Linked DNA regions of Mus musculus: region 1 is linked to region 2. The links are chromatin loops, found by intact Hi-C in ENCODE. Cell type or tissue: left cerebral cortex. All regions are shown on one strand. Links, peaks and the distances in the headings refer to the core of each region. The heading gives the core; the rest is flanking DNA. Region 1 has its middle 9.3 kb from the start of Gm25901. Region 2 holds the start of Slitrk6 (SLIT and NTRK-like family, member 6).

Evidence for each region. Peaks named below come from ENCODE experiments on the same cell type or tissue, not always from the same donor. Only the 100,000 strongest peaks of a DNase experiment are listed, where the experiment ranks them.
Region 1: it touches region 2 in a loop (6-fold over the local background); 19 of 42 quality-filtered maps call a loop at or near these places.

What each region holds. Positions count from the first base shown.
Region 1 is chr14:109,884,356-109,900,601 of GRCm38, forward strand. No RefSeq gene overlaps it. Among named protein-coding and RNA genes, the nearest start is that of Gm25901, 9.3 kb to the left of the region's middle. In left cerebral cortex, for the core only: a CTCF peak has its summit at 6,995; a DNase peak (open chromatin) is centred at 6,973.
Region 2 is chr14:110,747,379-110,763,624 of GRCm38, forward strand. It overlaps Slitrk6 (SLIT and NTRK-like family, member 6), which reads right to left and starts at 7,771. Exons shown (of 2, transcript NM_175499.4): 1 at 7,250-7,771; 2 at 1,200-4,919. The coding sequence starts at 4,895. The coding sequence ends at 2,373. In left cerebral cortex, for the core only: a CTCF peak has its summit at 7,876; DNase peaks (open chromatin) are centred at 7,688 and 7,783.

The sequences.
Region 1 (16,246 bases), core at 2,963-10,962, 860 kb before region 2:
TGGATGGAACACAGTGCCCCCAATGGAGGAGCTAGAGAAAGTACCCAAAGAGCTAAAGGGGTCTGCAACCCTATAGGTGGAACAACAATATGAACTAACCAGTACCCCCGGAACTTGTGTCTCTAGCTGCATATGTATCAGAAGATGTCCTGGTTGGCCATCATTGGGAAGAGAGGCCCCTTGGTCTTGCAAACTTTATATGCCTCAGTACGGGGGAACACCAGGGCCAAGAAGTGGGAGTGGGTGGATAGGGGAGTGAGGGGGGGAAGGTATGGGGGACTTTTGGGATAGCATTGGAAATGTAAATGAAGAAAATAACTAATTTAAAAAAAGATTTATTTATTTTATCTCTTGTTTGAGATTTTCATACATGAGTAAACAGACATTGATCCAATTCACCTGTTTCCACTCTCCTTTTTTAACTTTCTACATTGAATGGTCACCACCATTTTCTGTAATTTTACACACATGGCATCCTTATATCACTGCCAGGATGTGTAGAATTACACAGCCATCCACAGGAACACGGGCTGCCAATCAGTCATTAAACAGAAAGAAACCTGGCTCTCCCTTTTCTTGTGGTCATTAATTGTCAACAGCTTCTAAGCTAGAGGTGGGAACTTGGAAGTTTTTCCCCTACCCTGGATGGAATTGACTGGCTTGAGTTTTGAACATGAATTTTAATCAAATGTTTTATATTTCTGTAATTACATCAAACAAAGATTTGTGTTATTCTTTGTATATTCATAATATTCACAAACAGTTGAAATACCAGTCCACAAGTAAAATATATAACTTATGATTTCTTTCTTCAAAATGTTTTATAGATACACTAGATTGACAGCTGGGTTGTTTTGTGATCTACCACATATAAATCATATTGCCAAAATCTAGGGACAGTTTATATTAAAAAACACTGTACCGATGACCTTTTAAATTTGATGTAAGGCAGAGTCAGGCAAATTTTTGAGTTTGAGGCCAGCCTGGTCTACAGAATGAGGTTCAGGATAGCCAGGGTTACACAGAGAAACCCTGTCTAAAAAAAAATTTGATGTAAAAATATCATATCCATTCAAATATAATGATTTAATTAGATATAATCCTATATTTCCTGTTAACACAGGGTTTTGTGAGTAGTGTTGGGGCCTACATACATATGTTTTCTAGAAGAGATTTGGAAACCAGTTTTTCCTGTCTCATCCTTTACCGTATAAAATGCAGGAGGAACTCAGTTTCTCCATTCTGCCTCATTGCATGCTTGCATATTTCTTTGTCTTACTTAGTGATGAAAGAAGCTTAATTCATTTTTTTTTCCAGTTGAGCTGTTGATGACATATCAGTTTAAAGGAACTGGTTAGTATATTTAGCTATTCTTAGCATTGTTCCTGTTTGTCTTAGTCAATGTTTCTATTCCTGCACAAACATCATGACCAAGAAGCAAGTTGGGGAGGAAAGGGTTTATTTGGCTTACACTTCCATACTGCTGTTCATCACCGAAGAAGTCAGGACTGGAACTCAAGCAGATCAGAAAGCAGGAGCTGATGCAGAGGCCATGGAGGGATGTTCTTTACTGGCTTCCTTCCCCTGGCTTGCTCAGCCTGCTCTCTTATAGAACCAAGACTACCAGCCCAGAGATGGTCCCACCCACAAGGGGCCTTTTCCCCTTGATCACTAATTGACAAAATGCCTTACAGTTGTATCTCATGGAGGCATTTCTTCAACTGAATCTCCTTTCTCTGTGATAACTCCAGCTGTGTCAAGTTGACACACAAACACATCACTAGTAAGCCTCAACCCTTAGATTCTTAATCATCCCCAAGGTATAAATAACTTTAAACATTCCACAGTCTTAACATAGTCTTAAAATTTCAATCTCTTTAAAATATCCATCTTTTTAAAATCCAAAGTCTTTTTTTACAGTTAAAAGTCTCTTAACTGTGGGCTCCGATAAAATAGTTTCTTCCTTCAAGAGGGAAATTATCAGGGCATAGTCACAATCAAAAGCAAAAATCAATCTCTAACCATCCAATGTCTGGGATCCAACTCACGATCTTCTAGGCTCCTCCAAGGGCTTGGGTCACTTCTCCGGCCATGCCCTTTGTAGCACACGCGTCATCCTCTAGGCTCCAGATGCCTGTATTCCACTGCTGCTGCTGCTCTTGGTGGTCATCTCATGGTACTGGCTCTCCAAAACACTGCATGACCCCTTCAGTCCTGGGCCTTCAATTGCAACTGAGGCTGCACCTTCACCAATGGCATTCCTTGGCCTCTCACAGTGCTGAGCCTCAGCTGCTCTGTGTGACCCCTTCATGCCTTCAAAACCAGTACCACCTGGGTGACCCTTACACTGTTCAAGCTTCATTCGATATTTAAGTTCACATTGTTTGTGCTCACTATTTACAGATTTTATTTGGAATAATGACATAAGATGTCCAGTGAATGATTGTCAGTGAGGATATGGTAAAGGTACATTATCTACTATATCACCATGCAGGACTCATTGGAGGAGGAGGAGGAGGAGGAGGAGGAGGAGGAGGAGGAGGAGGAGGAGGAGGAGGAGGAGGAGGAGAAGGAGGAGGAGGCAAAAGCCAGTGGTTTCTTCTGGACTTCTTCTTGCTCTAATATATGTTCATAAAGGAGGAGAGGGAAATGTTGCTCAGTGGATAAATGTTTTGTGAGGCATGCTTATGCAAGAAAGCTGAGATCCTTGGTGAATGTATCAGTCTTTCTGTGACCCCTATGGTGGATTTTTTTTTCCTATACAGGACTATAGTCTTTTTTGTATTCACTGCTAAAATTGGACAAGAGAATACTAATGGAGAAGCTCTCTTAAGTGGGTCATTTGATCTGGATTCTTTCTAATCTTGTCTTCACTGTACAAGAACTAATAAGAATTATTCTCCTACAGCTCAGACAGTCTGTCAATTATTCCTCCCTAGTGAGCCCTAGGTACAAGGATTCGGAGCTAGCTTGTATACAATAATCATTATTTTAACCAGAAGACTTGCAATACCCCACACTTAAATGTGATGCTGTGCAGGATGCAAACCCTACAGATCAATCCTGAAGTAAACCTCTATGGAGCAGTAGTAACTAGAGTTCTGTTTGTCAAGTCAAAGCAATGCATACAGTAGTGAGCTGCTGCTCCTTGGGTTCTTTCAGTACTCTGGAGTCCTCTGTCAATAGATGCCAAGGCCAATTAAATACAATTGAATACGATAGTATTTCATTAACCAAAATACCCATGAGAAGATGGAGAGAGGGGGGAGGGGAGGGGGAGGGAGAGGGAGAGGGAGAGGGAGAGGGAGAGGGAGAGGGAGAGGGAGAGGGAGAGGGAGAGGGAGAGGGAGAGAGAGAGAGAGAGAGAGAGAGAGAGAGAGAGTGTGACTAGTGTTGAGAGTACCTGGACCACAACTTAAAAAAGATCAGTGGCAGAGTCCTAGAAACCAGTGCAAGTCTGTTACAATGGCACATGTGTGTAATCCCATCACTTTTAAGGCAAAGGCAGAGGTATCAGGGGTTAAGCCATGTCTTGGTTACATAACCAGCTTAAAATTGGACATGGATACAATATAGCCTGCTTAAAAATAAAATTAAAATACAGAAATAAAAAAATAAGTAAATAAACAAAAAAGCAGTACAATATAAAAAGGGCTAATGAAAGCTTCATTGATTCCTTCTAACTAAAATGGCTACCCAGAGCATAGCACAGTTTCTTTCCATAGAGTCTTTATCATTGACTCAGGAGATTTTGTACAGAATGGACTGGAACAAACATGAAAATGAACTTTAGAATATAACTGTGTCAACTGTGCTCCCTTGTTGGAAAGTCACTTAGAGTATTCTCATCACAAATACACCTCTCTTAAGACTTTCTGCTCTAGGTAAACATATTCTTTGATAATGATGCATGTGTGAGGATATACTTGGACTTATGTACACTGTATGTTCTGGCCAGAAGTCACTTTCTGCTATTATTTCTCAGGAGCCATTTATTCCACTTTCAGAGACAGAGTTTCTCTTTTTCCTACTGGGATAGAAACTCACCTATTAGACTTAGCAGAAAGGCTGCTGAGGCCCAATTTGGTCGTCATGATTGCAATTTGAACACTTCACACACACACTTTTTCCTCATTAATTAAATTATAGGTTATTGATAGTGATGTTAAATAATAAAAACGTATTAATTGGAAATCACTACAATTTCATATGGGAAATTGCTTTGGAGTTGCAAAGTTTTAGTTATTCTTGAAACTGAAATATGTGCATGTTAAAAGCAAAGCAGCTCTGTGGTTTATCTTACAATAACATCATTTTAAAATTGTGTTATGATGTCTTTCTTATTTTTCCTTTTTATTGAATAGATTCCTTCTCATATAATTTATTGTCATAATAAATTTTAAGATTTTATTCCCAATTTCTCCCCTCCCTCTACTCCTGCCAGTTTCTCCCCCATTTTCCCTCTTATCCAGATACACTCCTGTGCTGTCTCTTGCAGGGGCCTAGCAAACACAGAAGTGGATGCTCACAGTCAGCTATTGGATGGGTCACAGGGCCCCCAATGGAGGAGCTAGAGAAAGTACCCAAGGAGCTAAAGGGATCTGCAACCCTATAGGTGGAACAACAATATGAACTAACCAGTACCCCGGAGCTCTTGTCTCTAGCTGCATATGTATCATAAGATGGCCTAGTCGGCCGTCACTGCAAAGAGAAACCCATTGGACTTGCAAACTTTATATGCCCCAGTACAGGGGAACGCCAGGGCCAAAAAGGGGGAGTGGGTGGGTAGGGGATTGTGGGGATGGGTATGGGGGGACTTTTGGGATAGCATTGGAAATGTAAAGGAGGAAAATACCTAATTAAAAAATTCAGAAAAAAAAGAAAACAGGATTCTAAGTGATAATAAAATAAAACAATATATAGCAAAATAAATTTTAATCAGATATACAAATGCTAACACATTAGAATTATATAATATAAACAGAAGAAAAAGATCTCAAGAGAAGGCACAAGAATCAAGCACCCATTTGTTTACACAAAGAACAACTATAACAAAAATGTTAAACTACACATAATATCTACACAGAATACCTGGTACAGACCCATGCATGTCCCTTATAGCATACAACATCAGTCTCTGTAAGTTCATCATGTTTGTAAGTTTGATCATGTTGCTTAGAAAGGCTTAATTTTCTTGATATCTTCTATCTTGTCTGGTTCTTACACTCTTTTTACCTCGTCTTCTGAGGGGGCTCCCTGAGTTCTGAGGGCAGAAATTTGATAGAGCTATCTTATTTAGATGAGTCTTCCAGTGTCTCTTACTCTCTACATAATGTTTAAAGATACTATTCTTTTACAATATGTATTGGCTTTTCCTTCAGTCTCTGATCCACTCTTTGTCCTTGTATTTCCTTTAGACAAGAGCAATTCTGGGTTAATATTTTTGACATGGTGTGATGGTTTGTATATTCTTGGACCAGGGAGTGGGACCATTTGGATGTGTGGCCTTGTTGAAACAGGTGTGACATGCTTGGAATAGGTGTGTCACTATGGGTGTAGGCTTAAGACCCTCACCTAGTTGCCTGGAAGTCAGTCTTTCACTGGCAGCCTTCAGATGAAGATATAGAACTCTTAGCTCTGCTTGTACCATGCCTGCCTGGATACAGCCATGCTCCTACCTTGACGATAATGGACTGAACTTCTGAACCTGTAAGTCAGCCCCAATTAAATGTTGTTGTTTTTTTTTTTTTTATAAGACTTGCCTTGATTATTGTGTTTGTTCACAGCAGTTAAACTCTGACTAAAACAGATGGGTAGGTGGGCCCATCCCTCCATTGGGGGCTGTGCCTAACCTCTGGATATGATCTCTATAGATTCTCTCTCCCCTTTGTTGAATATTCCAGCTAATGTCATCCCCATTGCATCCTTTTTGATGAAAGATTTGAATAATGATTTTTTAATTGGTGAATTTCAAATCAATTCTAAACTATTTGTAATCTCTGAATGGATATAAACCCTAAGCTATAGGTACAAAAAAAAAATCAAAAAGTGGGGGAATGTTCAGACAAGAACAAGAAATTATGAGCTAAAATGCTAATTATTTTGAGTCAAATTTCATGTTTGAACCTCTGTTTTTACCCAAACACCACTTCTGATTATTATAAAAGATTAAGAATTTCTAAAATAAAGAATCCTTCCGAGTTTTTATTAAATATTTTTGTGTGTGCATGTGTATCAGTGTACCTGTGTGCACTTATCATCTGAATAGCTGTTGAGGTCGGAAGAATTTGTCATAACTCTTGGAATTGAAGTCATAGGCACTTGTGACTCCACCTGAGGAATGGGAACAAAATTCTGATTCTCTGAAAGAGCACCAAGACCTTCTTCTTGTTGAGCCACCTCTAGAACTCTTGACATAAAGACTGCACTATTATTTAAAACCAGTTGCCAGGAATTTGAAGGAGCATGGTCAGGTAAAATCAGAGGCTTTGGAAGAAGGAAAGGGAAAGAAAATATTATAATACATTATAAAAAATTTATATTGTCAAAATATAAACAAATGCAAACAAAGAACCTTGACTTTTGTGTGTAGATTGAGCACTCTCTGCCTCAGTTGAAAGAGAAAAGAAACCCCATACATATCTTTAATTTATATGTTGTCACTGAGTTATAGTGGATGCTATTATATTAATATTAATTAAATTATGAATAAATAATAATTGTTTCCTTACCATCACAGGTATGACTTTATAGAAAGAGAAACAGTTTTTTTAAACAAACATTAATAATACAAATTAAAATTGAAAACTTTAAAATCACATTTAAATGAATATCTGTCACTCTTTCTAAGTGAATCTATAATATTTTACTTGTCAGTTCTAAATTTTCGGTGGTGGGGATGTAATTGTCAATCAATTCAGATTCAACTCTCACACATGCAATACCTGCATCACTTGCCACCTACCACACATTTCCTTCAGATTTCACTAGATGGTGCTGTGTATTAAAGTTAATACATTTTAGTCTGTACTGAGTATTTCATCTTCATTAATAACTTCCTCTAATTAACTTTTTATTGTGGTTTTGATAGTAAAGCAGGAAACTACTATTCTATGACTGTTCAGGCTGTATTTATGGACATCATTTATGGAGAGCACTAATGCACACATCATCATATAGTGATGAGACAGGCCAAGATGAGACATGACTGACGTCTTTCCCCTAATAGGCCTAAGGAGCATGCATAATGATGTGTGGCAGCTTATCAAATTGATCAAGGTTAATGCGAACTGTTTTCTTTATCACTTTTTTTGGTGACTAATCAAATTATAATTGATATATCCCACATAAATTATCTTTTCAAGAATATGTAATAATTGTTGGAGTATACTAATTGACCATGCAGAATGTACCTAATAAACCATGAGTGTTTGTCAGGGTATGTGTGTATGTATGCACTCAGCAGAGAGTCATTAGAGAGATGACTCAGCAGCTAAGAGAACTTCATGAATTTGCAGAGGATATGGGTTTGTCCCAGAACTCAGGCTGGGCAGATGTCAGCTACATATGACTACACTTTTACAATGTCTTCTGGCCTCCACGACACATACACACACACACACACACACACACACACAGAGGCACAGGCACATGTGCACTCGCACACACTTGCACACACACACAGACAGACACAGAATGCACATACAATATAGACAACCAGGTACACATAGCATAAATCAAAATGAAAAACAGAATTACATGTAACCAATGTTTTCAGGAGATATTATTGAGATCTTTCTGAGAGATCAAAATATTTTTTTTCAAATTCAGTAAAGTTTAAGATTACTTCTTAAAAATAGTTTATTTTAAAGCAAGTTTAAAAAGTCATTATTGTTACTGTGACAGGAGCCTAGCATGGCTGTCCTCTGAGAATTTCTACCTAGCAGCTCACTGACAGAGATGCAGATACTTAACAGCCAAGCATTAGACTGAGGTCAGGGTCCCCTATGGAGTAATTAGGGGAAGGATGAAGGAATTAAAGGGGATGGCAATCTCCATAGAAAGACCAACACTGTCAACTAACCTGGACATCTGGAAATTCCCAGAGACTAAGCCACCAACCAAAGAGCATACATGGCTGCTCTGAGGCCCTGGCACATTTGTAGCAGGGGATTGCCTTGTCTGGCCCCAGTGGGAGAGGCTGTTTGTTTTGTCTAGTCTGGTAGTCTTGATGCCCCAGAGAAGGGAGATGCCCTTGAGTGTAGTCACCCTTTCAGAGGCGAAGGGGGCTGGGATAGGGAATTCTGGGAAGGGGGCAACATTTGTGATGTAAATAAACAAAATAATTTTAAAAGTCATGATTGTAAAGCACATTTTTTAAAAAAATTCTGGCTAATATGCCATTATATATCATAAATGTTAGTTTAATGACTATTGTACTGCTTCTGACTTCTCAGATACAATGTTTGTGAAATATCCAAGAAGATACTCATCCTGTCACCTCCTTGCTCTTTCTAAGTATCTCCCTGAGTTAACCTCACATTGATGCTATGGTGCCTGGGTCCACATTCACTGAAATACATACTTACATGTGCTCCTTTGAATTTCCACCAGTTGTCTTTACACATAACCACTTATCAGAGAAAAAAGTATTTCTTCCTTGGTATATCAATGGTCATTTTTCAAAATTCAAATCTGTAACACATCTTCAGGCCACAAGCCTTCCCATGCTACTATAACACAGAAAAAAACTTTATATTCTTCATAGTAGCTGTAAAAAATCTTCAAGAATTTGATTTCTATTTTCATATCTGTTTTTGTGTTAGCTGTTTATTTTTCATTATATGTTTTGGTAAATAATTTAAGCTTCAAAACAGACTTTGTGTATTATCCAGTCTCATTTTCTGTATTTACTGACACGTGAGTAATTGTTTGTGATTTAAAGAATAAACATAGTAAGTGGAATCAAGGAATGGAATGTGACCATAGATGGTTGTTTTTGTTAATTTAAGGTAAGCTTTAATTAGAAAATACTGCTCAAAAGTAGATAGGTGCCCCTTGAGAAGGAGATGGTTTCAGGTTTTGGTTGTTTGTTTCTAAGGTTTCTGTTGTTGTTGATTAGATTTACCTTCACATCATTTCTTATTCACATGAGATTTGTAAGAAGACTTGTTTAAGTATTTCTCCAGTTCTGCATGTGTGAGTTTGTGAATAGAAAGAGATACAGATGGAAACAGAGATCGATAGAGGATGAGGAGATGAAGCTGATCACAAAAAATAATTGAGCTGAATGAAGAGGGATCCAAAGACTAAGAGAGGAAGGAAAGAGAATGAAAGAGAAAGAAGTTAGGTATAATGTAAGGTATAATAGAAGAAGGGAAAGGAAAAAAGAAAGAAAGGAAGGAAGGAAGGAAGGAAGGAAGGAAGGAAGGAAGGAAGGAAGGAAAGGATGAAGGAAGCAAGGAAGGGAGGGAGAGAGGAAGTGAGGGAGGAAGTAAGGGAGGAAGCAAGGGAGGGAGGGACAGAGGGAGGAAAGGAGTGATAAGAACACTATCTTACTTCTGCTTCAACACAGTTATGCCAGAAAAGTCATCAGTAGTGTAGTCATGACATTGTGGGTATAGGTATGGCCAGCCACTTTTCAAATTTACTTGGTGACAGATTCACAAGAGGGACCTATGAATGGTACTGTAACCCTTGTTAAATGCCCAGGACTGAGAAGATTCTGAATTCTTTCTAGGAAAACTGCTGATTCTGGCTTGATATAGTCACTTTGTCAAACACTCCTTTTAATGTTTACTTTTTAAACCCATAAAATTGTGCCATTCAGCATAATTTCTTTTTGTTGTGGATAATAATCAATGCAGAACCTCTAAGGAGCATCTAAACTGGCCAAAGTGCTGAGAATAATTGACTGTGACTAGTAAATCAAAAGCATGGTATCTATGTCAACCTTCTCATTCCAAGGCTTTAAAAGCATATCAGAAGAGTGGGGAAAATATATGCAGCTGGAAAAGTGGGGAGGGAAGTGTGAAACTGTCCTTTGGACATGGAATGACTGATGAATACCGAAACTGAGACTGCTAATCCTGATGAACTTTATAAAAATAACAATCAACTCACAATAGCAATTATTCCCTTAAGTCTGTATAATTTCATTTTACATAAGTTGTACTATATTGATATTGGAAATAAAATTATCATAGTCCCAACCTATAAAAAAAAATCTTAGCCCCCATTACAGTTGTTAGGGAACGCATGAGCAGTACATCTGCTACATATGTGTCAGGGATCTAGTTTGATTCAGCCTGTGTATGCTCTTTGGTCAGTGGCTCAGTCTCTGAGAGCTCCCAGGGGTCCAGATTAATTGACAGTGTTGGTCTTCCTTCCCCCAACTCTTCTATAAACATCTCTGCTCATTTGGCTGTAAGTATTTGCATCTGTTTTCTTCTGATGCTGGGTAGAGCCTCTTAGAGAACAGTTTGCTAAGATTCTGTCTGCAAACATAACAGAGTATCACTAATCCTGTCTGGGATTGGTGCTTGCCCATAGGATGGGTCTCAAGGTGGGCTTGTTATTGCTTGGCCATTCCTCCAGTTTCTTCTCTACCTTTGACCCTGCCTTTCTTTTTACACAGGGCAAATTTTGGATTGTAAAGTTTTGTGGGCGGGTCTGGGAATCTTTTTATATACTCTTTTTATATCCACTCTGAACACTGCAGAAAAATATTGGAGGTATCCTACTTAGGAATTACTGTTGGGAGGTTCTCAAGTTCTGCACTTTGTCCAGTTGTAGGACTCTGTACTGTACCCATCTGTGGCAAGAAGATCCTTCTTTAATGGGTATTTGGAGTAAATTATATGCTTTCTGATTTCGTTTGCATATGTGGTTTATCTGTGTGTGACTGTATGTCTGTATGTATTCCTTGTGCTTCTCTCTCTCTCTCTCTCTCTCTCTCTCTCTCTCTCTCTCTCTCTCTCTCTCTCTCTCTCTCCTTTATTTCCCTGCTCATTTGTTTTACTTTACTTAGGTTTGTTGGTTTGTATGTTTGTTTGTTTTCAGTTTTTTTTTTTTTTTGATGGATGTTTGCTTTCTAATGAACACATGTAAGTTTGTAGGTTTGGGTAGAAAAGAATGGAAGTAGTATCTGGGAGAAGTCGGGGAAGGAAAACCACAATCAGCATATATTTATGAAAACAAGCTATCTTCAGCAAAAATACTATCATAAAGAAATATATGCAATGGGGCCCTCATATCAGCTGGTGTATGGTGTCCGGCTGGTGATCCAATGTCTGAGGACTGCAGGGTCTGGGTTCAGTTAGAGAAGATGCATTTCACCTTCAAGAGACTTTAGGCCCTAGGGAGTTTAGCCGTCTGAGAGGTCTGGTGCCCTGTGAGTGTGGGTGGGTACATCCTCGAGGAGAGAGGTGGGTAGGGAGGAGGTATGGGGTGTGCAACAGTCATACGGTGTACCGAGAGGGGAATTAAATCTGGAGTGTAAAATAATAATAATAATAACAACGATTTTTAAAAATTTATTTATTATTATAAATAAGTATACTGTAACTGTCTTCAGACACACCACAAGAGGGCATCAGATCTCGTGACAGATGGTTGTGAACCATTTTGGACTCGGGTCCTTCAGAAGCATAATCAGTGCTCTTAGCCTCTGAGCCATCTCTCCAGCCCCAAAGACTAAAATGAAAAAAATAAAAAAGCAGCAAAAAAGAGAAATATATGCTCTTTCTTATCTATCCCTTTTATTTATGCTTTCCTGATGGCAAGTTTAAACATCTTCAGAAAAGCTTATCTTTATGAAATTGTCTTTACTTGATCATATGCTTAAATCACTTGGCCACTTTTGCATACTATCAAAAGCTCTGAAGTCATGGGAGGGCTTTCTGAGGTATGAACAGTTTTTTGTTAATTCTGTATGCATGCATTACAGGGACACCACACTAGAGCCAAATATGTCTCCCAGAGTCCCCACAGTTCATATTTATACTTCATATTTAAAACTCAATGCTGATCCAATATGATGTATATAGATTACATAGTCTAAGACTTTCACATTTTCCTTCCCATAAAACATGAACTTGGACTTGACCTTTCAAACATCATCTCATCCAGTGTGTATATTCCAAAAGACACAGATCTACTATTCCCAGTTCTCTTTTGTAAATTGCTGATCCAGGACATTGTATCTAAACATCTTGAAGATCTTTTAAAACATCCTGTTCTATGTTTGCCACAGGCAAATTGGAGGAAGGCTAAAGTTTACTCAATATGTTAGATATAAAACTCCTAGCATTTCAGCAAACAAACTTCCAAGGCAGTTACTTATAATAACCCAGGAGAACTTATTCCATGTACAGGCAACAGCTTTTGGGATACCCCACACACACCCACACACACACACATTCCAGTTGTTTGAGACTCACATGAAAGCCAAGCTGCACATCTGCTACATGTGTGTGGGAAGACCTAGATTTAGCCCATGTATTTTCATTAGTTGGTGACGGAGACTCTGAGAGCCCCAATGGTCCAGGTTAGTTGATAATGTTGGTCTTTCTGTGAAGTTCCTATCCCCTTCAAGGCCTGTAGTCCTTCCTCCTATTCTTCAATAAGACTGCCCAAGCTCTGTCCACTGTTTGGAAGTGGGTGTCTGCATCTGTCTGAGTCAGCTGCTGGGTGAAGCCTCTCAGAGGACAACATATTCCTGTTTGCAAGCATAACATACTGTCATTAATAGTGCTCAGGATTGGTTCTTACCAATTGGCTGGGTTTCAATTTGGGCCACTTATTGGTTGGTCATTCCCTTAGTCTGTACTTCATCCTCTGTGCCTGCCTTTCTTGTTCTTTTATTTATTTTTTTCTTTTTCATGTGTTTAGGACCTATAAACATAGTGGTTGGGTGGTTCTAAACTGTCCTAATGTTGTGAACCTTTAATATCATTTCTTATGTTGCGGTGAACCCCCAACCATAAAATTATTTTGTTGCTATTTCATAACTATTGACTTTTCTACTGTTATGAATCATGATGTCAATACCTCACATGCAGGATATCTGATATATGGCACCTATGAAAAGGTTGTAACCCACAAGTTGAGAACTGGTACAAAACATGGAGTGATTTGCTTGAATTCAAGTCTGTGCAACACATGAGTACATTGCCTTCAGACCAAAAGAGGGCATGAGATCACCTGAGGCCGAATTACCTGAGACACCACGTGATTGTTAAAATCCTCCTCCAGTTAAGCAGCTATTGCTCTTGATCACTGACTAACTTTTCCAGTCCTATGATTTCTATGTTTATTATTCTTTAAGATTGAATACAATATTTAAAAAAAGTAAGGCACCAATTTTAGTTAATGTTTGAATTCTTGCTCAGTAACTACATTAGATGCTTTGCTTTTCATACAGGGAACAAATTATTCTAAAGTGACCAGGTTCTGGGCACAGAGGACAAGATTGTAGTGCAAGTGCATCTGACCTCTGATCTCGGCAGCTCACACCTTGTGGCCATTTACAAAACAGCAGTTAGGAGACTGCAGATAATGTTTTGCCTAAGCCAGCCTTCACAAGGAAGGCAAACTGCTTCTCAGCATCCTTGCAAAGATCAAGCAAGCTTTCCACAAAGAGTGGGTGAGAAAATGGAACTTGGAACATAGAAATTCTCCTCCTCATCTATTGAAGTAACGGGCAAAGATACACATATATCAAGACAGAGACTGGATTATAAATTCATATTTAGCTTAATTAATTATGAGCTTTTCACATAATATTTTTCTGACAATATTTAGTCATTGATGATGTAAAAGTGTTTCAATTAACATGTTTCTACACGGGTCTTCTGTTGCAGATATAGCTTCCAGTTTTCTGTTTTTATGTGGCACTGAATTTGTAAATGAGTCTCTCATTCTTGTGCTTTTTCTTGGACTCTTTTTCTTTCTAGTGGTTTGTCCTGTTCAACTTTGAATTAATCAGTTTTTGTTTTATCTTATTATAATATATTTTGTTATAATTAAAAATAAATAATGGATTGATTATCAATGTGGGATATAAATAATAAAATTACATTTAAACAAACAATAATTAATTTCAACTGTAACATAACAAGATGCAATCAAATATACAATTGAAACTGAATATATTTAAAGAATTATAATTCCATGCATATGTTTAATACTTTTATGTTTTTACACATTTTAGTCATATGACAGCTTACAAATCCAATGTATATGCTTAAATTATTTTTAAAGATTTATTTATTTAATATACATATTAGTTTTGCCTGCACATATGTTTTTGTGAGGATGTTGTATCCCTTGGAACTAGAGTTACAGGACAGTTGTACACTGCCGTGTGGATTCTGCAAATTGAATCTGGGTCTGCTCGAAGAGCAGGCAGTGCTCTTAACTGCTGAGCCATCTCTCCAGCCCTAGGCTTAAATTTTTAATCAAACAGTCTTCTCTAATCTTTAAAGAGGGAAATATCATCCATAGCCACAGTACATTTTGTTGGTATATTTATATTGAATTTTGTTGTCCACTACTAGAAAATGCTGAAAAATATTATGTCCTAGGAAAAGCTTTGTTGTGGTAATGAAAACAGAGAAATGAAATCTAGGAAGGAGAAATGGTCTGATAAGTGAAATATCATGATTTACTCTCAGTTTGGCTTCTTGATTCGAAGAAGCACAATTAAGAAACACTTGCATCTATGGAAACACACTAATTTGGTTATGGCAGTTAGAAGAATACATATATTCCAGTTATAATTGAGGAAACCTAAGGACTGAAAGTCTGACTTCAACATATCTCAATAATAGTCATCACTTACATGTTTTTATGTTGAAACTTCTCCATAAAGCAGCGTGAACACACTCCAGGAATCTTCACAGGCTGCTGGGGAGGGCACCTCAGGTGACAGCAGTTCAAGTGGTAAAAAGATAGATCACACTGAAGTTTATAATCTTCTGAACTGTTATACACCATACCCTGAATCCTAGAAGCTGTGTGTTCACATTGGATTTTTGAAATATGCAGGTATCAGCTTGGTGTCTGTAGGCACTGGTACTACGAGCACAATTCTTTTCATATAATTACCTTTCAGTAGCATGCCTTATTATAATAGTTGATTGCTATTTCTTGTTAAAGAAACAACTGATTTGTTCTTAAAGTCTTGACAAGATAATATACTGCTACCGTTGGGTTGGCAACTTACATTTCAATTATTTACCAATTACACTACACACTTTTTCCTAAATTTGGGATTCAACTGCAACAGAAGGTGAGTAAAAGAAATATCTAAAGGTTACCTGATGGGCAGTAATGGCAGGGTCTGAAAGGAGTAACAAAGCTTTCTAAAAATCAACCTGACAGACTTCACAGATATTGTATCCAAAAGTGCTCATTATGTGGATGACTGTAATTTGTGTGGAATTATGTTTAAAGAAACTGAAACGTAGTACCATTGTGTCCACAGAATTTTCTAGGATATGAGAAAGTGTTAAAGAAATTATATTTCTTCTTTTCGGTGCTCGCTTGGGTTTGTTTATATGAAAAAAGAAATCAAGAAGAAAGAAACAAAGGGAAGCTTGAGCACCCTTTGAAATTATAGGAATGCCTTCCTTTCATCCCCATGTATTGATTAATTGCCTGGCTGGAATGGAATAGGATGGCAGAATATCCAGCAGTTAAACATTATGTTAAACTCTACATTAGAAAATTAAGTCCTATTAATAAATATAACAGAGGAAAAGTCCATACACATTACCCCCAAAATCTAGAAATAAATTTATTAGATTGACAGAAGATTTAGGCTAATATTTCCATAGCTTGGAAGGAAAGAGAGTTCTATTAAAACATAAACAAAATCAATAACAGATTTGTGATTAAGAAGATTAATTTCATCTTTGCTGAACACTTGTAAATGAACAGATAAACATGTAATCATAGCCGGGTGGTGGTGGCACACGCCTTTAATCCCAGCACTTGGGAGGCAGAAGCAGGTGGATTTCTGAGTTTAAGGCCAGCCTGGTCTACAAAGTGAGTTCCAGGATAGCCAGGGCTATACAAAGAAATTCTGTCTTGAAACAAACAAACAAACAAACAAACAAACAAAGGAAAACAAAACAAAACAAAACAAAAAGCATTTAATCATTATGTTTTAAGTAGAATTACTATGGTGTTTTTGTTGTGTTTTCTTCTTCACAGTTTTAATAAAGACAGTCAAGTCTCAATT
Region 2 (16,246 bases), core at 4,020-12,019:
ACAAAAGTAAATAATCAAAGACTTAAATTAAAAATGTTTGACAGATCATACCTTATTTGAAATACAAGCCAACAATTAATAATTAGTAGGAAAATACATGGCAAGGGAATATCTACTGAGAAATAAATATTCAGTTACCTAAAATATTGGTACACCTTGGAAGCTATAATATTTTTCACATCCTTTAAAGTTTTACTCATATTTTATTGCTTTTAATTTTGTGGATAACTGTAACTTGAAGAATATACTTACATGGTTTCATAAATAACTTTGTTTCTCTTGATAATAAGTTGAAAAATTAAGACTATTAATTTCAGCAATGAAAAAAAATCCATGGAGATATAAAATGTTACTGCACTGAAAAGAGAAGGATAGTCCTGAAGTCATAGTTTTCTTCAAGCATGTATGTACTTGCATGCACAGATCCACTTCAAAGATTCCTAAGGCATGGGGATTTTCAGACCTTGCTAATACGACTATGGTTGTAATTGGGATAAAAAATATCGGCAGAAACTCAACTGGGTAGGAGAAATAGGATAACACATTTTTTGCTCAAGAGTTTTTTGTTTACTCATTGTATTGTGGGTAAACTCCATCCTTGGAGAAATTATCAGTCACTGTACTTAATAGTTTTTCTACAAACATAAAGAAATCTTATTACATGCATTTTACCTAGAAAGTTTTATTCTGAGGCAAAAACACAAGCACGTTGTCTTTCCAAGTTCTGGAAATTAATAAAGTGATATTGGTTTACAATGAGTCTTTAAAGTTTTGATTCCTTTCATGTAAGAAATAATTTGCAATATAAATCTAGTGACTGTGATTACAGATTAGGCTCAGATCTAGTCTTGAAACCTTTTGGCCCAGATATCACAGTATTGGTAGTAGGAAAAGAATTTGAGTATTGCAAGATGAAATACCTGGTAGAATACTCAGACATTGCTGAAAGACATTGTTACATGAGTGGACAAGAGTACATTTTTTTTCATTAATTTCTCTCCCAACAAGTGTTCAGGATTGCAATGTGTTAAAAACACAGATTCCAATTACACTGAGTGATTCGTGTGTGTGATGAACACAGGACTTCTATGCACACACAAATAGAACCAGCCTTTTCCATATGCAGAGAGTATACTGAGGTGATAATCACAACATGACTGAATCACAGCTTAGAATAATTGATTGAAACACTTTGAGAAATGTTTTCATTTTACTTTTATTGAAGTGAGCAATAATCTTAAACTTTCTTAAAAGGCACCCAAGTATAATTATCTTGTGAACCAAAAATATACAAAACTGTACAGAATAAATAGTTCATAGAAATCTAGTGATACCTTCTTGTAAAATAAAGCTACACTGTCCCTCTCCTGAGGAAGCTCAGAACACTTACCTGTAGAAACGCCTCTTGCTACTAATCTACACGACCTATCAGTGTATGTCAATAAAAATAAAATAAGTTTTACTATTCATTTTATACCTTTGATTTACATGCCACAAAAGACATGTTTTCTTATCATTATCATCCAGTTGTACAAATAATTAACACTATGAAAAGAAGCAAACTTACTAAGTGCTCTAATCATATATACAGTAGAATCTCAGTAGCATTTAAAAAAAAATATCCCAAGAAGAATAGAATGTCGAACACAAATCACATACCTTAGGTTCACAGCAGCATTACATCAAAAGATATCCACAGAAAATGTGTAGATTAAACTCACACATTTGCTTATTTATCCCACAGGAACTATTTGCCATCGTGAGTCTGAATTCAGAAACCTTAGCAATGGCACCCTTTGTTGAAAATTCGGAATCGTTAATGGTGCACGTAATTACAAATTGTACATTTTCACTTACTATTGCCACTTTTTAAATTTAAGTTCCAGTTCCCCTTTCACTTTTTGTGAGAAAATTTAGTGTGATTGACAGTATAAATTTCTGACATATATGTGATTATGAATAAATTCCTTACATACTATGTATATATATACAGGTATATGCTTAACTGATGAAATTTAATTGTATTTAGTCATGAATAGAGTATCCAAGAAAACTGGAGCTTTTTATGTGTTCAACCCTTTAGGTGTGCAAGAGAAATTCTATGAAATACTTGTAAGCATATGGAGCAATACTACGTACTCCTTGCAACAGTTATATGCAAGGACTTGTTTTATTTGGAACAGGCTATATTGCCTGATGATAATGCCATGGCTTCCTCAATTGTCCCTGAGTTTCACTTTCTTCTTTCATCTCTCATAGGATTACGGCTGTGCTGAATTCTGATTGATAACACCCACGTAAGGCACTTATTTCAAAAGTGTGAACTTAAGTCAGAATCCCAGCATTTCTGCAAAAGCCCACAAGCAGCCCCTCTATGTTTGCTGCTCCAAGACTTCTAAGTAGTCGGGTTCAGCATGCAAGTTAGCTTTGAGCTCAAAGTATTCATTTTTAGTCTGTTCTACCAACACCTTCCTTGGTCGTGAGTACATCAACGTTTCCATTAATTTTAGCTCCTCGTGGGCTCCAGGATAGTTAACCTCCACCTCTGGCTGGAGCTGAGCAAGATTTTTTCTTAGGTACTCTGTGATGCCAAGTTGCTGAAGTTCCCTCTCTTTCTCCAAAATGTTCCTATATAATAAGCTTGCATCCTGAAAGGATATGAAATCTGTTGATTGGTCTGTAGTTTTGTATTTCATATTTGAACCTGTGAGTGGTGAATGATTTTCTCGTTCTAACAGGCTCCTTTGAAGATGTTTTGCATCATTTCCTTCTTTATCATTTCTTTCCTCAACTTCTTCCAAATGCTTTGGACCAAAGGATGGACTTCTGTAGACATGAACCATTGGGCTCACCATGTGTTGTTCATAGAGAGAGGAAGAGGGTCTTTCCGTTGTATGGTGGGTTGTTTTATGACCATACATGCTGTACTGCAAGTGTACAGGACTGTTGTCTCTCAGTTGTTCCTCTACTTTTTTCTTCTTATATCTTCTCCTACGGTGGAGGACAAAAACCACGATCCCCGCGGCACAGAATACAATAGTTATGAACACAATCAGGAGTCCTAATATTAGAACTGACAGGGGCACAGCATCAGTGAGAGAACTGAAGAGTGTACTAGCTGTATCTGCCGCCACTGTGGGAGAAGTGACAATAACATAAGTAGTCTGGGTTGGCATGGAAGGATTATTCACTAAACCAGGGCAAAGAAGATCACTGTTGAGGGCTTTTAATTCTTTCTTGTCAAGATGCCCTGGGGAAGTGCAGAGGATATCATCAGTCATGGTGCCCTTGCCAAGCTTGTGGATCCATTGCTGCAATCCAACCAAGTCACAAGAGCAGTCCCAGGGGTTATCCTCAAGGTCAATCTGTATCAGGAAGTCAAGGTCATCTAAGATGTTGCTTACAGGTAAATGGGTGAATTGGTTTGTTTTAAGATTTACTCTAGTTAGAGGAATACCTAAAAAGATATGTGCCGGTAAAACTTGAAGGAGATTGTTATTTAAATAAAGAACTTTCAGTTTAGGCATTGGGTTGAAGGTCCCTGGTAATATTTCCTTTACCGCATTGTACTCAAGATACAAATACTCGAGACTGTGGAGACCAAGGAACATGCCTTTATTGAGTTTGGTCAGATGATTGCCATTGAGATAAAGCTTCTGGAGTCGTGTCAGATTCATAAACGATCCTTCTTCCAGAACTTCAATGCGGTTGTTTCCCAAGTGAAGCATTTCCAAAGTGAAATAGTCTGTGAGGTCAGACTTCATTAAGGTGTGAATGATGTTGCCTGCAAGAATCAGCTTTCTAGGGTTGTGTGGAGGAGGCTGTAGATCTGACAAGCTTTCTATATTGCGCTCCTGACAGTGGATAAGAAGCCCCGAAGGGGAGAGAACTTTGCAATTGCAAGGGATAGGACAATAAGGTACTGGAAGCTGAGTGGATGGCTTTGTAAGGTATGGTATCAAACCTGGTGCTTTGGTAGGTTGTTTCAAAATGGATGTATTCTTGCTTGATAGGCGGCTGTCACTTGTTGAAGATGTTATGGCCAGCAAAGATCCTGATGGATCCTCATGCTCTTCGTATACTGGTGGAGTAGGGCAAAAAGATTCCTTTTTCAGGCGACTCAGTACACTCCCTTTGAAAGGTGGAGGGCTGTAGCATATCACATCACCAATTATAGATTGTGGAGGCATATTTTCTAGCCAGTTTTTTAGCTGCAACAATTCACAATTGCAGGCCCACTTATTGTCCTCCAATTGGAGATCCAATATCCGGCCAATGTGTTCTAAAAAGCCAACATAAGGCAATGTTTGCAACTGGTTCCCACGAAGATCTAGATGGGTTAAAGGAACAAATCGAAATATGTTTGGAGGAAGACTCTCAATAGCGTTGTCATTTAAAATCAACACCTTTAGCCTGTTGAGCTTGCTGAAGGCACTTGGTTCAATTATCGTAATGAAATTATTATCAGCCTGCAAGAATTCCAGGTTCTCCAAACCATGGAAGGTATCCTCTTTAAGAATTTCCAAAGAATTATGATTGATATGAAGTTGCTTAAGAAGCCCAAGGCCATTAAATGCACCAGTCTCTATGTCTGCTATATTGTTAAATCCAAGGTGTATTGAAAGGGCATTGGTAAGTCCAGAAAAGTCGTTCGTGTGAAGCATTGTCAAGCCATTATTTAATAAACTTAAGTGGAAAGGTCGTGATGGTGGCACACTGATTTGGGATAATTTATTGATTCCTTTTTCTTCACAGTTTATTATCATTATGCCATCTTTCTCCTCACAATTACAAAGAGTGTCGCAAGAGCCTCTGACTGAGGGCATTGGTGACTGGGACTGTAGAGACAGACAAGCAAGAAGAGATGGATAAAGGAGATAAGTCCACAGCTTCATTTTGTCATATGATTGGATCTGACTCTGTAAAAAAAAGATTAATAACAAGGGATTTTAAATGCAAAAGCAGGGAGAAGTGTCTGAAAAGATATGTATACAAAGAAAATTGCCATGAAACTATGAATAACTTGCTGCATCTTCATTTTCTTTTAGTTTGAATCAACATTTAAACAGAGTACTTTAACTTGTATCTTCCTCAAAATTAAGGTTAATTAAACATTATAATATTATATCTGCACTTGTGATCACACGTATTAAATAGTTCTTTTCACAGAGAAGAGAATGCTTCCTGGCTAACTGGACACTTCAACTTGGTTCATAACTGAATTTCTGAATATACCATAACTAATTTCCCTTGCAAAAAATTCTATGAATGCCAGAAAATTATGTGTGTGTATCTGTGTGTGTGTGTGTGAAATGAGATAAAATAGTAGAGCACTGGTGATAAATACATGACACAATGTTGTGAATGTGTGTATAAACATGTATGCACTTGTAAGTGCATCTATGTTCTCAGGAAACCTGAGATAACTATTTATGTATAAGCATATCTTTGGTTTAACTCTTCTTGGTTTTGCAGAATATATGCATAGTGTTGAAAATTCACTTTAAAAGATTAAGGAAGATGTGTCTTTCATTGTATAATAAAACATAGTAGTATAAAAATGACTTTGTTTTGGCTCTTTTTTTTCCCCTGAGGCTTTTTGTACGATGCTTCTGAGCATCAAATGTATATGCTTAAAAATACCCACATTTTTTTTAAAAAGGCACTTTATCTTGGATATCTAGATGTGAGAAACTTTCTGCTGCTTTTAAATTTCCTCATGAATGAAGTAAAACTTAGTTAAATAAAAAGAATTGATAACATGTATATCAATATTTTCTAAATAAACAAACAAATGAAACAACAAAGCAAGCAATGCCTGCTCTGAAGGTCTGGCCAGTGACTTGCAGAGGACACACTAAGCAGGATGTTGGACACTGAATGTCACCTCACAACTCAACCTTCCATAAGGCATGCACTTGCAAAAAATGAGGTCTGAAATAAACTGCACACCTTTAAAATGTTTCAGGATAATCTTTAGATGCCTAAAAAAAGTGATAGATTAGTAAGCAACCATTTATATAAGCCATCAATTCCCACAACACTACAAGTATATCAGCAGTCCTCAGACTCACTTTGAAATGATTTCAGAGACAAGGAGAACCACATACAAATCTAAATATATATATAAACTTGTTCCTTTCTTTAAATATTTGGCCATAAGTAGATAAATGAAGTTGAAAGACAAGCACCATAGTTCATAACCATTGAGCATTACAATGCTGATTAATGCTTTCAATTTTGTAGATAAAAAACAAATAGTAACTTTGATGTTAATTACAATCAGATTAAATATCCCAGACTGAGTCAATAAGCCTGAAAGTAAACTTTGGTCCCTGAAAATACATTGTTTCCTTGGAAACTTACAATCCAAAGTTTCTGGAAGGCAAAAGGCAACTGAAGGTACAAAACAATAGAAAGCCTTTGCATGTCAAGGCAAAGTTAGGAGGATCTACATTTCCATGGGGAGAAAGACTAATTTTAAACAGTCCAGAGCACTCTGCTCAGAAGGAAGGAGCTTGTATTGGAGCCTTCCGCTTGTGCTTTGGCTCACAGAAAGTCTAAGTAATTCATAAATTACTAACAAGGAGTTTGATTTATTTCATCAACAGCAGCATCCTGAGAACCCAGTAAATATTTTCCAGATGTTAACAGCTTATTTTTTATCTTATAAGCAATTTATGCTATTTAAAATGTGCATGGTGTATTTTTAAATCTTTTCAGAAATGTATAGCTATCAAGAATCAGCCTCTATTGCCCATATCTAATATAATCTTAAAATAGCCACAACTCCAATGGCATATTTTCAGACTATATAATTTCATGACAGAACCATATAAAAGTATCATACGAAGTTCAAAGCATTGCCTAATGTGCCTATACTTGAAATTCAACCATAGCATACAGCTGTGCCTCAGAAGGCACACACTTTTAGCTTCTAACAACAAACTGCGTATTTAAAAAGAAAGAATCGCATATTATGGAATCAGCCAGCTGTTGAACTAAATGCCCACAGCTCAGGAGACAAAGCATCTGCTTCGGCATTCGCTTGGCCAGTGAACAAAGATAAAATGAGTATCCTTTAAGGAAGAGAGAGAGAGAGAGAGAGAGAGAGAGAGAGAGAAAGAGAGAGAGAGAGAGAGAGAGAGAGAGAGAGAGAGAGAGAGAGAGAGAGAGAGAGAGAGATTTTCACTGTCTTCAAGATAATACAAATATCGATATAAAAAAAAGCTGCAAACATTCCTCTTACCTGTAAAGCAGTCACTTCCTGGTGCGATATGAAATGCCCAGCTGGAAGAAGTGTCCAAAGTCAATCAGGTTCTTTATTGAAAAAGAAAACACCAACCACAGGACCACAGTGCACTTTCTCCTCAAATATCACTTTTTCTCAAGTCTCATAGCTTCAGAAAGTTAAAACATCTGGTCGAAGGCGAAACACTGAGCCCTTAATTTTCATTGAAAGTCTTGCAGGCAGAACACACACTGGAGCATCCTGAAGCCAGAGTCCCTTTCTCCCCCAATTAATATTCACAGCATACTTCACAGCTATGCTGACTTTGTTTTGCATATAGTTAACCATTGACAAGCTGCTGATCACTGTAAATAAACAAGACGCTTTGCGGAGACCCGGGGGTGTTCACTCTTGCTTTCTTTGGTTGTAGATCCAGACTGCTGTACAGCTCTCCTTCCTCTCGGTCGAGTCTTTCTAGTTAGCTCAGTTTGTTATTAGTCAGATTGCCAAGGACTGGGAGGTAGGCGTAAATAAAGAGACTTCTTGGCTTTTGACTCAGCCTTTAAGCCCTTCCCCATCAGAAGTGCTTTAATCTGCCAGTGTCATATAACACAGGAGACAGCTCCACCTTGGGACTGTTCAGTGCCTCCTATTTCTGCAAACGGTCTTTGCACTGCTTTATTTATTTATTTATTTATTTTTTATCAAATAGAGAGCAAATGAATTTTGATGGAAATGATTGCACGTGGCTTTAAATGCTTAATAATGTGTTTTGTTATGAACGAACCATGAATAATATAATGCTGAAATTGTTTCTTGCACAGCAGTATACTCAACACACACACACACACACACACTGAAACGACAAGCAGCCTTCCTGCACAATAGTTACTTCCTGTCATTTTATGCTTGGTGTTTTGAGTTGAAATTGGGCACTAATTAAATTTAAAATGTGACACAAATTGCTTCTCTGAAGAACATGGCTTTTTCATTCACCATTTAAAAATAAATCAAAAGCCTGATGTGCGACTATAGTTTTCAGGCTTCATTATTTTCCCCACTAGAGAAAATATTTTATAATGAAGCTAAAATTTGGGGCCACTGCTGCTTCTGACTTATTCAGATTTTTGTTTACAATGGAAGTGCAATTATTTTAAAAGGTATTTAAATAAATAAGATTATTTAGACTGCTTTATAAGCTGCATGTCACACACCTACGTATGAAATTATATTTACACATCAAAGTGAATCTAGTTACTTATGTAATAACTGCAGCATTTTGATTTTAATTGTATTAGCTGAGAAGAATACAAGCTCCTAAGTAGTTCATATTTTAAAAATATTTGTTTCTTCTAATCTTATACATTTTAAAATCTTTCTGAGGATTCACAAAGTTTACTTCTTTAGTTCTCTAACAGTGTGATTATAAGAACTTATTTATTTATGGCATTCCAAATGCCTGATCATTTCATTCATAAAATGAATGTATTAGATACCCATATTTGTTTCTCCAAACACATACTGTTTAGATTTCTTCTTGCCCTAAGATTACACATAACCTGACATATCACTTCAGAAAAATTCACTCTGATGATAAGTACAATATCAAAAAGCAAGAATAACAACTGGATTTTTATTCAGTTATTGACCTAAGTATACACTTAGGTCGTCCAGGATTTTATGATGATTCCTCTGTATTATGTTATCTATTCACTCTTTTATCTATTTCCTTGGCATTGTGTGTATTAAAATTGGGGCAGAGCCAAGAGGACAGGAAAAATTGTGAGAAATAGGAGGATGAAGAGTGGGCATTAAACTAAAATGAGGGAATGATTGTCAGAGTATACACTGATTGGCTAACTCAAACCTACTTAATAGCATAAATAGCAAGTTCCACATTAGAATTGTCACTCACCAGAAATTAAGAGAGAAGAGAAATTCCAAACATCTGAAAACACAATGTTCTCATATTATTATTTTATATTGGGAGGAGGGAATGCCAAAAAAATAAATAAAGAAAAGAGACAAGTCTTGTGAACAAAATTTCTTCTGGACAATTGGAAAGTATGTGCTGTATACTGTTTTTACCTGTACTGATATATCTATCTAGTTTTAGCCAACTTGAACATATGTCTGTTTTCCAGTAGCAGAAATTTATGAACTGTATCTTGAATTCCTTAGCCTTACATTATAGTATATAAATTACTGTCTAATTAACAAGCGGAAAGAAATGATGAGGCTTAAGATGCTGTAGAGATGGGAGTGTGGGTCAGGGGTAGAAGCTTACACAGCTTTTGGAAGGCCTTTGGTTTGCTCCCAGCACTTAAACAAAATTCACTTGTTCTGTAACGTTCAATTGAAACAAAAAGAAGAGTTGTTTTGAGTGCAATTTGTAGCATTCTATAGAAAAAAATGATAATGCTGATAACATATTTTAAGCATAATCTTAGCATTAGTTAAATACAAAACTTAAAACAGTCTTAATGATTATAGGTAAGCCTCTTGTTCTTTAGGCCTTACTAACTGTCATGATCAGTTATTTCATTCCATAGATACAAAATATCCAAGCCATGAATGGCAGGTGCACATTAACAATGGCCAGGAAATAATGGTGTTTTAATCATATTGTCTCTCCTTATCTCAGAGTTCTCCAGTGTTGGATCTCTCTCTCTCTCTCTCTCTCTCTCTCTCTCTCTCTCACTCTCCCTCTCCTCTCTCTCTTTTCCTCTCTCCCTCCCCGTCTCTCTCTTGACTGTGGTAATGAGGAAAGAGAACTGAAAAGCAGAGCTACAGTAGTGTTCATGTATCTGTTCCTTTCTGATCTTGACTCTGGATGGAATATTAGGTTCCTAAAGTTTTAGATTATAAAAGAAAAAAATTAAGTCAAATCAAAGATGTTCCTGAAAAGCTGCTTTTAGATTAGGTCTTTTACCACACCATCAGAAATGATATCATAAGAGTTCATAGAGAGATCACATGTTAAGGGGTTAGAGGTGGGAGACTATGTTGACTAGTTTATATCAATGTGACTTGAGCAAGTTCAATTCAAAAATTGGGCAACTCGGCTGAGAACACTCTCAGCAGATTAGCCTGTGGGCAGGGATGTGCTTCATTTTCTTAAATTAGTAACTGATGAGGAAGGGCCTGGCCCATCACCAGTGTTGCCCCCCCCTTTGATAGATGTTCCTGGACTGTATAAGAACGCAGTCTTTAGCAAGAGATGAGGAGTAAGCAAATGAGCAGCATCCTATTGTCTGTGCATTAGTCCCTGCCTATAGGTTTCTGCCTTAAGTTTCTGCCAAACTACTGTGGATGGTGAATTGTACGCTGAAATAACCTTTCACAGTAAGTTGCTTATAGTCATGCCATTTTGCCACAGAATTAGAGCTAGCCAACACAGGTGTTACAATCATAAGTCCAAGTATATTACTAGCTATATAGTGAGTTCAAGGCCAGCCTGGGCTAGATGAGACCATACCTCAAAATAAAAGAGATTTGCTCATTTATCCTTGGACTAATTGTACCTTAGAGAACTTGTGCAGAGATGTACTTATTTTAGAATAATGTTTAAGTATTAAGGTGGAGTATTTAAAACAGCTGAATTGTGGAATTGGAAGGATTGCAGACCTAGACATATGAGTCACCTTTGACATGACATAGGTATGACTTAAATATTTTAGATAGAAAATATATATATATCTTAGTGACACTGGGAATGAGAAACACACAAGGAGTGTTCAAATTCTTGAGGTTTTACATCTGAAGAAAAACTTTAAGCATATATCCTGAAATAAATATCACTTTTATGTATTTATAAACTTCCATTGAAGGAAATATTCAACTCAGATATTCAAAATAGCTATCTATCATCTTGTTTTGTCTACTCCATAGGATACTTAAATTTATAATAATGTTAATAAAATGAAATCTAAATAACTAAGATTAATGCCAGTGAGGTTATTTTGCATTGCTTTAAAATGTTTCTTTGGCAATTTCATCCATACCTAGATGAGGAAATCTAGGCAGTTAATGGCTACTGAGCCTAGAGAATCAGTAGCCATTCTTGAATAATAATTATGTTATTATTACTAGTGATATATGTGTGTGTGGGGGGGGGAAGATACATGTGCTACTGGCTACAAAGGAAGGTAAGAGGAGGAGATCCTGGAGTTGGTTTCTTCCTTCCTCTTTTATATGAATTCATGTATTAAATACAGGTCTATAGGATTGCACAAAAATGCTATCATCTGCAGGCTTATCTAACAGGACCCCAAATGCAATAATTTTATGAACATTAATAAATATAATATAATATATCTTAATCAAACTTACAGTTTTCTTTAAATATGTTGATTGAAGTGTATTTATTTTATTAAAAGTTTTAAACAAGCTGACATAAAGAAAATACTTTCTAACAATCCCAAAGCTTAGTATCAAAGTTAATATTTACTTTTGACACTATATTTTCCATTTTATAAAATAATTAATAAAGTGAAATATTATTTTTACTAAGAATGAGTGAAGGGTGCTTGAGGTACAAAGTTTTGAAACTGTAGACAGGATGTAAAACAAATGTATAGATAACATAGATACATACCTACATAAATAAAATAAATAAATAAATAAATAAATAAATAAATAAATAAAAGAGCTGCTGTGTAGAGAGGCAGAGCCCATTTCCTCTGAGACTACATTCTCTGATAAATTGACTATAACCCAGTGAAAAACCACAAGTCCAAAGTGTTTGATATTTGGGCAGACCAAATTGGATGTGATGATCAAATGACTCCAATTTGGGTGAGGAGCAAAGCAGAGCATTGAGAAGGATCTGCGAAGGGTTGAGTTGGTAGTGGAGGGAAAATGAACAAAATAAATTGTATACAATTCTCAATGAACTCATAAAACCTTTATAAAATATTGCTTTTAATTATCACATTTCTGTGCGTTGCAATTAAAGCCAAATTTGCTTTTCAAATATTAAAATTAGATTTTGCATTCATGTTCCAGTGGAAGAGAGAAGACCATCGGGTTTTACAATCATCATTTCTTGGAGATACGATTGGAATGTGAGTAGAGCCACAAGCAGTGTCTTCCTTGCAGTAACAATATACATTTAAATGAAGAACACAATTTTCAGTTGATGAAGAACATATCTTCCTCTTGTTTACCATTCCTCCTGCATCTTAATAAGTGAGAATGGCACTGGCACAGGTCCAGCTTGTGCAATCCTTCTCTCAGGTTTGTCTTATGGGATGGCATATTTTGGAAGAAATGAGTGACATAAATGCAATCATTTGCCCCATTGCATATAAATGAGTGTTTCAAAAAGAGTGTTTGGCATTGAAACTTTATCTAAAATGATTAAGCTTTAATTGAATCTTATATTTCATTCATGCCTTATATAATCTGACTGTAAATATGCAATACTAAGAAAAGGACAATTTATTTATCCTAAAAGAAGTTTTATGTAGGAACAAAGATGGGGTATAGACAGTAAGAGTCACCAACCAATGTCTGACCGAACTAAGACTAATCCCATGGGCAAGAACTAATTCCTGATATTATTAATGATACTCTGTTTTGCTTGTAGACAGGATCCTAGCATAAGTGTCCTCTGAGAGGCTCTACCCAGCATCTAATGGAAACAGATTCAAAATAAATGGAGTATGGGAGGTTTGTGGAAGAGTTGAAGAATGATTGAGGGACCCAAAAAACATTAGGGCTTCATAGGACCACCAACAGTGTCACATAACCTGTACCCTTAAGGGCTCCCAGAGACAACCACCAACCAAAGAGCAAACATGGGCTGGTCCTAGCTCCCCCCTCCCACATAATATGCAGCTTGGTTTTCATACAGGACTCCTAACAACTGGAGCAGGGACTGTCCCAGAACTGTTGCCTGACTGTGGATCTTGTTTCCCTTACTGGGCTGCCTTGTCTGGCCTCAGTGGGAGAGAATCCCCCATTCCTGCAGTGAGGTGATTGCTAGGGTGGAGTTATAACCAAGGGGGAAATCTTCTTCTCAGAGTTAAAAGGGAGCTGGTAATGGGGGGGATCTGTATGAAGGGAGGACTGTAAGGAGGGGAGGCTGATTTTGGAGGTACGGGAAAAATAAATAAGGAGAGAGAGAGAGAGAGAGAGAGAGAGACAGAGACAGAGACAGAGACAGAGAGACAGAGAGAGACAGAGAGACAGAGAGACAGAGAGAGAAACAGAGACAGAGAGAAGAGAGAAGAGAGAGGGAGGGATAGGGGAGGGAGGGAGGAAGGGAGGGGGGAGAAGAGAGAGAGGAAGCATGGATGGGGGAGGGAGGGAGGGGTGAGAGAGAGAGAGAAAGAGAGAGAGAGAGAGAAGCTTTATGGTCCAATTTCTGTTGCTGAATTGAAGTTGGTTCACACTCACTTATACCATTGTTTAACCGAGGGAAATCTAAAATAGAATAAAGCAAAACAAAGATAGGAACAAGGGAAATCAGCTGTTTCCATAGAAAATGTGTTAGGGATTCCTTAACACTCTCTTCTTCTAATTGATGACTAAGCAAAGTGACTCACCAAAGTGTGTAGGAATTCTTTCATGTTGAAAAATGAGCAATATACAAAAATGCAGGCAAGCCCTTGTGCTGAAACAGTGTTAATCCAAGAAGTTTGCTTACAGGGAGAAACTCTGAGGTAGGACCTAACTCTCCTTTGTATTATTATTATTATTATTATTATTATTATTATTATTATTATTATTGCCTATACATGACTGTAGAGTATGTTGCAGAGATAAGTAGCCTCTCAAGAAAAATTATATATATATATATATATATATATATATATATATATATATATATATATACACACACAATGATATCAGATCACATGTTACATGAATGTGTAAAATTCCATGAAGGCCCAGCCCTATATGAAAGACAATTAATGGCTTTTGAGAAAGGGAGATTGGAACTTTTCTAATGAGAAACCTCAAAAGGTTACCCAGAATCAAGTGCTCAGCTCAAACACACATGTGTATGAGTATAGAAGATATTTTGAAGCGTTATAAAACTCAGAGAATTAACCTTTGATTGATAAATTAAACCTCAGATAAGTGAAAAATATCCTTTCAGAATTAACCTATATTTGTCCTAAAGATACATATTCATTTTATATTTTACTTGGAACATGCTTGAAAAATGTAAGACTGTAACTATCTTAATTCAAAAAAATTCTAAAATTTTTCCCTTCCAAAAAGTATGTTTAAGGGGGGAGGGGGAGGGGATGGGGGTTTTCACAGGGGAAACTAGGAAAGGGGATACCATTTGAAATGTAAATAACTAAAATATCTAATAAAAAATGGATGTTTCATTTCCAGAGAGTAGTATTGTAAATATTTATCCAAAAAAGTATTAAAATATATTCAATATATTCTATAGTTTTCATGTATTTGTATACTAAAATATGACAAATACTGAGTATAAATAATAATTATATACTTTGAATAAAAGTTAAGATTATAATGATAAAATTATTCTATTAAATTTAAGTTTTTTGATAAAGAAATATTTTTGATTTAATAAAGAGGAAACATTATTTTGTAAGAATCTTTAGGATTAAATAGCACATGAATTTTGTATATCATATCAAATTTTTCTTGGCCACTAAGATGAATGAAATTCTACCTACATAGAAGGCTTGTTAAAACTAATAATAAGATTATAGACTTGCTCATCTAAACAGTGTAAAGTTTGATGTCACTGAACTTCACTGAATGTGTAAAGAACTCTTTGAAACACATCCTTTTTTCTCGATGAAAAATTTTCAGGAACCTATTTTCTGAGTGGATTCTCTGTAGCTCCAGCTTATAAGAATGTAAGGCATCCTACACTCATTTTAGAAACATCATAATCTTCAACATCATAATCTTCAACAGCTCCTTTACCTTGAGGAATAAAATCAATTCAAAGCAGCACCTACCTGCTCTTCCTTTCTTTCTGAAAAACCACCTTTCCAGAACATTCACACGTTGATATCGTTAGAGATTGTGGTGATATCTCGTGATAACTAGAGGGTAGAGAATATGAAAATAAAGATTTGTAATCTAAAAAGCAATGTTGAATATTGATATCTCATTCCTCAAAAAATAAGTTCATCCTACAGCCACCACGATTTAAAACATTTTTACTCTTTTTGCGCCCTCTAGTGGAATATTAAAAATGGTGCAAGAGAAAATACAGGGACAAACCTGTAAGATTTTCTTCTTACATGAGTAAGGCTTGCAGGTAAATTTATTGCTAATAAAACAATATCATTCTTGAGTGCTAGAAGTACAGTAAAAAATTCAGTAGGTTAATTTTAAAAGTATTCCAAGATGCAATCATATAGCCACTGCACTTTGCTATTCTGTAGCCCGTGATCTTTTGGATATTGATTATAAACATTCCTCTAAATAATTAAATACATACATACATACATACATACATACATACATACGTAAATTAAATAAATAAATAAATAAATAAAATTTAGGCTGTAGTAATTAATTTAACTAAGTAGATGATGATAAATTTAGTTATTTTCCTTGGCTATTTAATTGATGTAATACTAAATATTGTATTATTATACTGTAAGACTTATATTCATCATTGAGCATATAATGTATGTAGAACCATTGGTCATGACATACATCGTAACACAAACTTAGAACAAGAATAAGCCAACTATGTAAGTGAGAAAAATTACCGTAATAAGAATTTCTCTCCAATGCCAAGTCTCTTTGCAGAGTCTAGATTTCTCTTTTTTTTTCTGATTTCAGAATTTATTCACCAATAGAGGATACTGCTATTTACAACAAGAATTTTAAAGAATGGGCAGAATGTATATGAAGATTATATTCTAGTCACATGATTTAAAGAACAAGTTATTCTCCAATATTTATTAATAACAATTCTTTTGCTAAAATATATTTATGTCAGTGTAAATGCATCGATAACAACTGAGGACAAATGATCCCAGAAGTTAATAAGTTGTGAGTGAT